Regions from separate parts of the Homo sapiens genome. Here region 2 is linked to region 1. A link is an interaction called in ENCODE POLR2A ChIA-PET data of the cell type or tissue named here. Cell type or tissue: OCI-LY7. All regions are shown on one strand. Each heading gives the region's core, and the rest is flanking DNA. Links, peaks and the distances in the headings are about the cores only. Region 1 overlaps CPLX1 (complexin 1). Region 2 overlaps LOC124900162 (a long non-coding RNA gene).

The links. ChIA-PET counts read pairs that join two places held together with the same protein. Peaks named below come from ENCODE experiments on the same cell type or tissue, not always from the same donor. Only the 100,000 strongest peaks of a DNase experiment are listed, where the experiment ranks them.
Region 2: POLR2A ChIA-PET joins it to region 1 with 5 read pairs; 2 of 35 experiments call an interaction of 5 or more read pairs at or near these places.

Annotation. Positions count from the first base shown.
Region 1 is chr4:791,979-797,342 of GRCh38, forward strand. It overlaps CPLX1 (complexin 1), which reads right to left. Exons shown (of 4, transcript NM_006651.4): 3 at 455-630. It overlaps LOC105374339 (a long non-coding RNA gene), which reads left to right. Exons shown (of 4, transcript XR_925032.4): 3 at 3,302-4,128; 4 at 4,243-5,171. Among named protein-coding and RNA genes, the nearest start is that of PCGF3-AS1, 13 kb to the left of the region's middle. RefSeq lists enhancers at 1-26, 2,404-2,523, 2,874-3,103 and a silencer at 1,314-1,363. In OCI-LY7, for the core only: CTCF peaks have their summits at 583, 894 and 3,182; DNase peaks (open chromatin) are centred at 973, 1,513, 2,263, 2,583 and 1 weaker place; H3K4me3 peaks cover 3,266 bases; H3K27ac peaks cover 3,365 bases.
Region 2 is chr4:614,306-619,669 of GRCh38, forward strand. It overlaps LOC124900162 (a long non-coding RNA gene), which reads left to right. Exons shown (of 2, transcript XR_007057986.1): 2 at 3,417-3,793. Among named protein-coding and RNA genes, the nearest start is that of PDE6B, 8.6 kb to the right of the region's middle. In OCI-LY7, for the core only: no CTCF peak of the experiment used is centred there; no DNase peak of the experiment used is centred there.

The DNA.
Region 1 (5,364 bases), core at 89-5,088:
AGTGGGAGTGACCTTGCGTGGCTGTCCTGGTGCTGGCAGCCACTCTGGGCCGCCTCGTGAATCCCAGTGGGTGCCCCCCTCCCTGAGTCCTCACTCCAGGCCGGGCTCACCTGAGAGCGCACCCCCCATGCCAGGTGGCCGCCCCACGACCCCTCGGCCCAGGGCCCCAGGCAGCCAGCCAGGCTCCACGCAGGGCTGCGCATCGGAATGCGGGCCTAGGAAGCCCGCCAGGGCTGGCGCTGTGGTCAGGAGCAGGAGGGGCTGGGCCCCACAGAGGGAGCCCAACCCGGAGCCCCCACCCCTCACCCCTCCGCCACTCTGAAGCCCCCAAAGGGTAGGAGGCCCAGGGGGACGCCCGCCCCTCTTCCGGGCAGCCCCTTCCACCCAGGCGGGATCTGGGTCCCCGCTGGACTCAGGGCCGCCTTCCCGCAGGCGGGGCCGGCCCGGCGCGCACCTTGTCTCGGATGCCCTGGCGCACGGCCTCGCGCTCCGCCTCCATCTTGGCGTACTTGGCCTTGCGCTCCTCCTCCGCCTGGCGCAGCGCCTCCTGCCGCTCCTCCTCCTTCTTGGCGGCGTCTGGGTCCTTCTCCTCGTCACCCCCCAGCATCTTCCCCATGTCCTTGGTGGCCCCTGGTACAGAAGTTGGTGATTCAGACCGCCCCATTCAGATGTCCAGGGCCGGGCTAGTGTCTCAGCCACACTCCCCCACCTTCTGGCCGACCCCCCAAACCCTCCATCCACTCGACCCTCTGGCTGCCCCCACCACCCTCCAGCCGCTCCTCCCACCTCCATCTGGCCCTGACCCTCCTGCCCGGGACCCTCCATCCAGTGTGCTGGGGTCTCCTGCTTTGCTTTCTGTTCCTCAAGAGACACAGGCAACTCCGTGGGGGGAGGGAGAGTGGCGCTGTGGTTGCGCGTCTGTATGCACCTGTGTGTGACTGCGTGCTTATGCGTACGTGTGGCTGTTGTGGTTGTGTTTGTGTGTGCACCACGTGGTCGTACATCTGTATGTGGTTCTGTGTTTGTGTCATATGCATGCCTGGCTGTGTGGTTGTGCATGTGTGTGTGGTTGACTGCATGCGGTTGTGTGATCAGGCTTGTCGTCTTGTGGTTGCGCGTGCAGTTGTGTGTGAGCTTCCAGGGGTTGAAGCGTCTTCTCTGGTCATGTGTCCAGCAGAGGCCTGGCCTCCTGGAGGTGGTGCGGTTCAGCCATCTATGCAGGCAGTGGGTTGAGGGGCAGGGCTGGCTGTCAGAGGCAAGGTCACCAAGTCTGACCCCTGGGGCAGAAGCTGGCATGGGGGCTGGCAGGGGCCCTGCTGGGGCAGGAGCTGGCATGGGGGTTGGCAGGGGCCCTGCTGGGGCTGCAGGGGACCGCTTGTTACTGGCACCCAGGCCCTAATTGCTCTGCGGTGCTAGTCACTACTTTTCTCATGAGCTGCTGATTCACAGGCCCCACAAACACCTCCCTAAACAGCTCTGCAACTCAGCCCACAGGACAGATATGCATAATTACGGGCTCTGAATACAGCAGGCACTGCGGGGAGCCCTGGCCCTCGGCAGCTCCAGAGAGCAGAGCAAGCTGGCTGGACCCAGCACACAGGTGTCACTGAGGGAGGTGACTTGGCAGAGCGGCCAGGCTCCTCCATGGCCACTTATAGCCCTCAGCGTTGCAGGGGTGCTCCTGGACCAGCCTCGTGTGTGTGAGGGGACTCTGGCCACACGTTGCCCCTGCAAATGCCGCTCTCCCCCCGCGGCCACCCGGCCCCCTCTCGAGGTGCTCCTCAGTGGTGAGGCACTGGCTCTGCCCCCTCCTTGAAGGTCTTGCCTCTGGGCTCTGCCCCCTGGATGCCAGACCTCCTAAGGACTGCCCCCGACCAGCTGAGCCCATGCCTCGGGTAGAGATGTCAGGTGAAATTGTGGGTTAGACTAACACCACCCAGCCACTTTCCACCTGGGTCCAGGTGTGCCCCCCACCTCGTTTCTGTGGATTCAGCAGCTCCATGTCCCTGGCGCTCTGGGTTCCCCCTCGCCATTACTATGCTGATACCGGGAAGCTCCGTGCTATACGGAGCCTGGGGCGACGCCCTCGCCTGTAGCTATCTGTGCCAGTGCTGCCTCTGCCAGTCACTCAGGAGTGAGCTCCCTGTCGAGGGTGGGCAGGAGCTGTCATTTGGAAGGCCCGAGCTGTTGGTGGGAGGAGAATAGCTTTTTGGTTGAGTGCTCTGGGCTGAAGGTGTCACTCAGACAGGGCCATGCCTGCATCCTGCAGGCGCCGCCGACTGCACCTGTTTCCCTGCCCCCCATATCCTGGCTGTCTGAAGCTATCACAGGCAGTGGGGTGTGGGGAGAACGAGCCCCTCTTGCTGCCCTCGTCGCTGCTGGGGACAGGCAGGCAGCCTATGCTAGGCACTTGGCTGATAGCACAGATCTGGACTCCTCAACAGAAAGCTAAGAGGCTTGTGGTCAGTTTTCAGCCGCATCTGCCATGTTTTGCAAAGCAGATTTTAGGCCCATGACTCAAGGGAAACTGGGTCACAGTAGAGTTGCTCCTGGATTCTTCTAACAGTCCCCAGTCATTGGACCAAAATCTCTCTGCCTCCAGCGGGCTGTCTCTAGCAGGTGTGTGGGGGAGGCAAGGACAGCCCCCACAGTCCTGACTGCCTTTGTGCAAATCTTAACCCCCATGAGAAAAGCTAATTCACCCTAAAGTGAGTGACCCGTGGCTCTTTCTCCCTCCTGGAAAGGACTGGCGTCTATAAGGAGGTGGGTGAGCCTGGTCTCTCCCCACATTGCTCTCCTGATGGAAGGGGTTCCTGGCAGGGGTGGGGAGCTGCAGGGCTTCTGCAGCTCAGTGGGCTGCCCCTTCCCTCCCCTCCAGCTGATCCCATAGGCTCTGGGTCTGGTCGCGGGAGCCGGCATTTATAGAGCACCAGGTGTGCTGCGCTCTGCTCCAGGGGTGCCTGTGGGGGGCCCTCCCGCTCTGAGAGTGTGGAGGCCCCACTTGAGCCCTGGGCTGGTCCAGGCGCCAAAGGCTTCTGGAAGGCCCACCTCTAAGGAGCCGAGGATTCGTGCTCCCCGCAGGCTGCAAAGCCACTAGGCTCAGAGGGACCCGCCGCGAACCTGGGGAGCGTCACAGATGCCGCCCACGCCCCCCCGCTTTTCGGCCCGGGTACTGCAGGGAGGCGCCTCCAGAACCACTTCCAAAAGCTGGGAATTGGGCGCAGCCAGGAGCGCAACAGAAACTGCGGGAAGCTTGTTCCTGGCACAGAAACCCAAAGTGCCATTTGCTCTCCCGGCACAGACGCCGGAGCGGCGAGACCGGCGCAGAACGGGCGGCCCCGAGCACTGCTGCGACCCCGCCGGCCTCGACCTCGACACCCCGCGACCCCGCCGGACCCTGGAAGCATGAGCTGCATCCCGCATCCGCAGGAGGGCGGCGCTGCGACCCACCCCCGCCCCCGTTTCCAGAGGAGGCCGCTGCGGCGCGGGGCGGTCCCACGTGGTGCCTGAGGCTGGGACACCCCGACTCTGATTGCAGGGGGGTCGGATCCGAGGCTGGGGGTCCCGCAGTCTGGCTGGGGTCCGCTACTGGCCTCGACGTACAGGGGCCGACCCCACCCCTACCTCGTTCTCTGAGCCTCAGCTTCCCCCCGTGAGAGGTGGAGGCGGTGGGGGGGCGCACCGGGCACGACCCCGCGGCAATGACGGGGCTGGCAACGCCCCCCACAGCGGCACAGGCGGATAAACCCTCTGGGGAGGGAGTTCAGTCCCAGCGGGAGGGGCCCTTCCCACCCGGGAGCTCGCCCCAAACCGGGTGGAGAGGGGGTGGGGGGGGGGTGCAGATCGCGGCGCCTCCCTGCCCTCTGGCCCTGCTGAGACTCCACCGCCCACCCCACCTCCCGGTAGCAGAAGGGGCAGAAGCAGAGACGTTTCCTCTGCAGACATCGGGGAGGGTGGGGTCAGGGCCGCGCGTTTCCAGCCCTGAGGCTCTTCCCGGGAACCCACCTCCCAGACCTTTGCTGGAGTGGCACCCACGCTCCCGAGACGCCCAGGCAGTTTCTGGGGGGATCTGCTTATACAGAGCAGCCGCCCCTGAGGTCAAAACCCTGCCCAGGGTTCCCTTACACGGTAAGTACAATGACAATGGCTGCATTCAATTTAGTATACGTTATACATAATGTATATGTAAATACTACATCCATTAAAGTTGATTTTTAAAGCTTCATTTTGAAATAATTGTAGATTTACGGAAGAGTCACAAAGATTGTATAAGAGGGCTCCCTAGACGCTGACATTGCAGCCACCGAGTGTTCGTCAAAGCTGAGACCTGGACATGGTACCAGCGACCACCCCACTGAAGACTTCATGTGGGCCTCACCACTTTTCCAGATCCGCCTCCCGGGTTCACGCAATTCCCTTGCCTCCGCCTCCTGAGTACCTGGGACTACAGGCACGCGCCACCACGCCTGGCTAATTTTTGTATTTTCAGTAGAGACGGGTTTCACCGTATTGGCCAGGGTGGTCTCGAACTCCTGACTGCCTGATCCGCCTGCCTCGGCCTCCTAAAGTGCTGGGATTACAGGCATGAGCCACTGCACCCAGCCCAATGTTAATTTTTAAGAATGGAAAAATGCTTTTTAACTTGAAATAAAACTACGGGGAAAATTATAGAATTGAATGAAAAATTAAACAATATCTAAATAAAGAAAGACACTTGTTATTTTTCTGGCCAGGGTAACTCCACACGTAAAGACGTCCATCCTCCCCAAACTCCGAAGAATTAAGAAGAAAATTCTGTGAAATCTGACAAGCTGAGTGTTGCATACAGACCTGCAAAAGGCCCATTTGCCAGGACAGACACCTGAAGGAAAAAGAGGAGAGTGAGGTCCACCAGATACCAAGACAGAATGATGATGGTGCAGTGGGAGGAAGACAGACAACGGGCCCAGAGTGGGGAGCCCATCCCCAGACCCCCACAGACACAGGACCCCCACGTGGGACCAGAGACAGAGGTGGAGGCTCAGGACCCTGGAGAAAGAATGCAGTATCCCCAGATGGGACAGGATACTTAATGGGAAAGAATAAAACTGGACCCCTGCACAACACACAGACACATTCTTATTGATTGTAGAACTAAACATGAATCCCAAATAAATGTAGGCAAAGAAAAACACAGTCCTTGCCACTCTCTGGCCCGTCACCAGCTGTATTTCCCTTTGTAGTTGTCCATTACCTGAAATGGTGCCATCTGTTGTTTGTTTGCTTCTGATTGCCAGTCTGCTAACAGAAAGCCCCATGGGAGCAGGCAGTCAGCTCGGAGCTGCAGCCCTGGCACCTAGAGCAGAGCCTGCCACACAGCAGGTG
Region 2 (5,364 bases), core at 250-5,249, 180 kb before region 1:
GCCTCAGCCCCCCGAGTAGCTGGGACTACATGTGCATGCCACCATGTTTTTTTTTTTAAGTAGAGACGAGGTTTCACCATGTTGTCCAGGATGGTCTTGATCTCTTGACCTTGTGGTCTGCCTGCCTCAGCCTCCCAAAGTGCTGGGATTACAGGTGTGAGCCACCTCGCCCTGCCAAAAATCCCTGTTTTTTTAATTGTTGTATTTAGACCATTGATGTTCAAAGTAATTATTCATATAATGGGATTAACATCTGCCATTTTGTTACCACTTTCTATTTTTTTGCCCTTGTTCTTTTTTCCTGTTTTTTTTTCCCACTCTTTTTCTGCCTTTTATGATTCTAATTGAGCATCTTATATGCTCAGTTCCATTTCTCTCCTTTCTTAGAATATGTTAGTGATTGCACTAGAATTTGCAATATCATCCCCAATTAATCCAAGTCTACTTTCAAACACTCCACTGCTTCACAGGTAACATGAGTTCCTTACAGCAACAACATAATCTTAGCTCCTTCTTCGTGTCCTTTGCATGATTTATGCCATTTGTTTCCATCATGTCTAAGCATATGTAAGCATATATGTACATAAGACACACACAAGATACATAAGGAGCCATATATAATTAAATACATTGTTGTTATTATTTAGAGCTGTTATCTGTTAGATCAGCTAAGAATAAGAATATTAAAAATTTTATTTTACCTCACTGTTCCTTCTTTGGTGTTCCTCCTTTCTTTACGTGGATTTGAGTTTCTGATCTATATTGCTTTCCTCTCTTTAAAAAGCTTCAAGATTTTTGCAAGGCAAGTCTACTGACGACAAATTCCCTCAATTTTTGTTTTCCTGAAAAAGTCTTTATTTCTCCTTCACTTTTGAAGGATAATTTCATGGGGTGCACAATTTTAGCTTGGTGGGTTTTTTTCTCTCAACACTTTAAATATCTCACTCCGCTCTCTTCCTGCTGTGTGGTGCTGTGGTTCAGATGTCCCCTCCAAAAGTCCTGTTGAAATTTAATTGCCATTGAGACAATACTGAGAGATGGGACCCTTGAGAGGCGATTAGCTCCTGAGGGCTTCACCCTCGTGAGCAGATTAGTGCCATTAACTCAGGAGTGTGTGCGTTGTCTTGGGAGTGGGCTCCTGATAAAAGGATGAGTTCAGGCTGATTTTTTCTCTGTCTCCCCTGCTTGCGTCCCTGCTCTGCCCCTCACCATAGACTGACCCTGGCCAGATGCCAGCACCAAGCTCCTGGACTTCCCATCTCCCAGAACTGTGAGCCAAATAAACTTCCTGATAATTTACCCCATCTGTGGCATTCTGTTACAGTGGTAGAAAATGGACTCAGACACATGGTTCCTGAGAGAAGGTGGATGTCATTCTTATCTTGGTTCCGCTACAGGCAAGGTGTTGGTGTTGGGAGGTTTTTTCTGGCTTCTTTCAAAATTTGTTCATGTTTGATTTTACATAGTTTAAATATGAGATGCCTAGGTGTCATTTTGTTTACTTGTTTGTTTTCTTTGGGGGCAGTGTTTTTTGTTTTGTTTTGTTTTGTTTTGGCATTTATCCTGCTTGGTGTTCTCTGAGCTTCCTGGATCTGTGGTTTGGTGTCTGACATTAATTTGGAGGATCCCTCAGTCATTATTGTTTCAGTTTTTTTGTTGTCCCTTTCTTCCTTCCTTCCTTCCTTTCTTCTGCTTCTGGTATTATTTGTGTTACACCTTTTATGGGTGTCCTACAGCTTTTGTATATTCTGTTCTTTTATTTTTTTTTTTTTTTTTAGTGATTGTTCTCTTTGCCTTTCACTTTTGGAAATTTCTATTGAGCTATCCTCAAGCTCAGAGGCTTTTTCCTCAGCTGTGTCCAGTCTCCTAATGAGCCTATCAAAGGCAGTCTTCATTTCTGTTGCCGTGTTTTCTATCTTTATGTTTCTTTTTGGTTCCTTCCTAGACTTTCCATCTGTCTGCTTACATTGTCCATCTGTTCCTGTGTGCTGTCTACTTTACCCACTAGAGCTCTTGGCATCTTAATCATTGCTGTTTTAAATTCCTGGTCTGATAATTCCAACATAACTGCCTTGTCTGGTTTTAATGGTTGTTTTGGCTCCTCAAATTCTGGTATGGGTTTTTTTTTTTTTTTTTTTTTTTTTTTTTTTTTGCCTTTTAGTATGTCTTGTAATATTTTCTTGATAGCCAGACATGATGTACAGAGTATAAAGACCTGCCGTAAAGATGCCTTTAGTGATGTGGTTGTAAGATGTGGGGGGAGGGGAAGCATTCTAGAACCTTCTAACCAGGCCTCAGTCTTTAGTGAAACTGTGCATTGGGCTGTGAGCTTCACAAGGGTTTCTCAGCCGCCCACCCCTCACTTTCTTAGATGAGACAGGATGGCTCGAGGGGGCGGAAGTTGGATATTTCTCTTCCCCTGGCAGGTTATAGTCTAGCTGAACAGTTTCTCCTGAGGGCAGCTCTTGTTAAGGACAGAATGTTCTGGTGTGTTTCAAAATGATTCCATTTTCCATCCTCCTACCTGCAGAATGAGATTTTTCTGATATTCACTGTGAGAATGTGGTAGAACTCCTGGGGTAAAACTCACATACGTGCGGTGTCCACCATGACTGGGTCCCCCTGCCGTGGTGTCCCCCATGACTGGGTCCCCCCGCCATGATGTCCGCCACGACTGGGTCCCCCCGTGGTGTCCCCCATGACTGGGTGCCCCCGTGGTGTCCCCATGACTGGGTCCCCCCGTGGTGTCCCCCAGGACTGGGTCCCCCCATGGTGTCCCCCATGACTGGATCCCCCCGTGGTGTCTGCCATGACTGGGTCCCCGGAGGAGTTTGGAGTTGCCCACACTGAGCCTCCAGGGATCTATCAGCTACAGTTCGGGTTTCCCCGCCCTGGAACAGGCTCCTGAGGTGGTTTCCACGGATGCGTCTCTGCTCCGGCAAACCATGGCCCCGTCATTGACAGGCCAGCGCCCGTCAGCCCCTCAAGTCTTGGGTGTACCAGGTACCTACGTCTTCACCGCTGTTTTGGGTGTGGGAAGAATTGTTGATTTTCAGTCTGCTCAGCTGACTTGTTGTTAGGGTGGAGCAGCGGCTCCTGAGCTCCTCACATGAGGTACCAGAGGCTGGAAGTCCAGTTTGGGCAATGGCAGGTGTAGACTCAGAATGTTCCACGCGCAGGGGCTCCCCCGAAAGGCGTTCTTTCCCCAGGGCTCCTCCGAGCCTGGCTAGTACGGTCTCGAACTGCAGTCTGAGGCTGGTCCTGCCCAGCCACCTACCTTCCCTCTCCTTCCACAGGTGCCACAACCACACCCCCACCTGGGGTTCCCCACCTGCCCCTCCTTCATCTCCCTTCTACCCCTCGCAGGGAGCCCCCATCCCATAAATCCACTTCCTATTCTGCCTTGGCATCTGCAGGACAAGTCCCAGGTGGCCTTGGAATGAACAAGCCCCTCCCTTCTCACGCGTACTTCTCGAGAATACCTGAAGAATGTGCCAGGAATGCAACCACCTGGTCTAGGGAAGGACCGGCCGGACAGCCCTGGCTCTGCTCCTGTGCCTCCTAGGGCAGGATGTCCCACACACTGTAGCCCTATGAGTCACCCCTGGCTATGGAACCCAGAGCAGAGTGCACCTTTGGGATCTCTCAGCTGTGGTGTGAAGCGGGACACACATAGACAAGGCTCCATTCGTTCTGGGCAGCTTTCCCGAGCCTCGGGGACCCGCTCACCATGGATCCTAAGCTTCTGCTGTTCCCTGCTGCCTGCCTGTGAGTAATAAAGTTGCTTTCATAACTGGTTGTGTGTGTGTTCTGTCTCCCTGGACTCTTGCACGTGGGTTGATGCTGGTTCATGGTATTGGGAGTTCTCTAGAGTCCTCCCCTGAGGCTGAGTCCAGGGCATGCTGGAGTCCAGGGCGTCAGTCAGGTGTCCAGGTTGAGTCCAGGGCATGCTGTCTTAGTCCAGCTGTGTTGCTGTAAAGCATCACCTGGGGCTGGCTCATTTGTAAAGAAAGAGGTTTCTCTGGCTTACGGTTCTGAAGGCTGTACAGGAAGTCTGGCACCAGGGTCTGCTTCTGGTGACAGCTTCAGGAGCTTCCACTCGTGGGGGAGGTGAAGGGGACCCATCATGCCAGGGTGGGAGAAGAGGGGGGTGGGGGCCAGGCTCTAACAACCTGAGCTCACAGGAGGTGAGAGGGAGAACTCAGCCCCACAAGAGGGGTACCAGCTGTTCGTGAGGGATCCACCTCAATGACCCAATCACCTGCCACCAGGCCCCACGTCCAACATCAGGGATCACATTTCAACATGAGGCTTGGAGGGGACCAACGTCCAAACAAATCAACAGTGAACCTGCTTCCCAGTGTCTGCTTCCTGGGGAGTGCCAACTGACACCAGCCCCAGGGTCTGAATCTCTTGGTCCTCTGGAGCTGTGGGGTGAATCAGTGCTTCTCACGGGGGAGCTTCCTGTGGCTTTTTTTTTTTTTTTTTTTGAGACAGAGTCTCACTCTGTTGCCCAGGCTGGAGTGCAGTGGTGTGATCTCAGCTCACTGCAACCTCCGCTTCCCGGTTCAAGCAACTCTTGTGCCTGAGCCATCGAAGTAGCTGGGATTACAGGCACCCACCACCACACCCAACCAATTGTTGTATTTTTAATAGAGACGGGATTTCACCACATTGGCCAGGATGGTCTCGAACTCCTGTCCTCAGGTGATCCACCCACCTCGGCCTCCCAAAGTGCTGGGATTACAGGTACCCACCACCACACCCAACCAGTTTTTGTATTTTTAGTAGAGACAGGATTTCACCATGTTGGCCAGGATGATCTCGAACTCTTGACCTCAGGTGATCCACCCACCTTGGCTTCCCAAAGTGCTGGGATTACAGGCACGCACCACCACACCCAACCAATTTCTGTGTTTTTAGTAGAGACGGGGTTTTACCATGTTGGCCAGGCTGGTCTCGATCTCCTGACCTCAGGTGATCCGCCCGCCTCAGCCTCCCAAAGTGCTGGGATTACAGGCGCGCACCACCACACCCAACCAATTTCTGTATTTTTAGTAGAGATGGGGTTTCACCATGTTGGCCAGGCTGGCCTGTGGCCTTTTTGGTGGGCCTCCCCTGGCCTTTTAAATCAGGCAGCCATAGCTCTCATCTGCTGGTAATCCTCTTCTGTTCAACTGTTTCTTTATAATTTCATTCCTTTCTACCAGTTCAGTGATTGTTTCTCCAGAGAGTTGCCATTCTTTTTTTTTTTTTTTTTTTCTTTGGGGGGACGGAGTCTTGCTCTGTTGCCCAGGCTGGAGTGCAGTGGCACGATCCCAGCTCACTGCAAGCTCTGCCTCCTGGGTTCACACCATTCTCCTG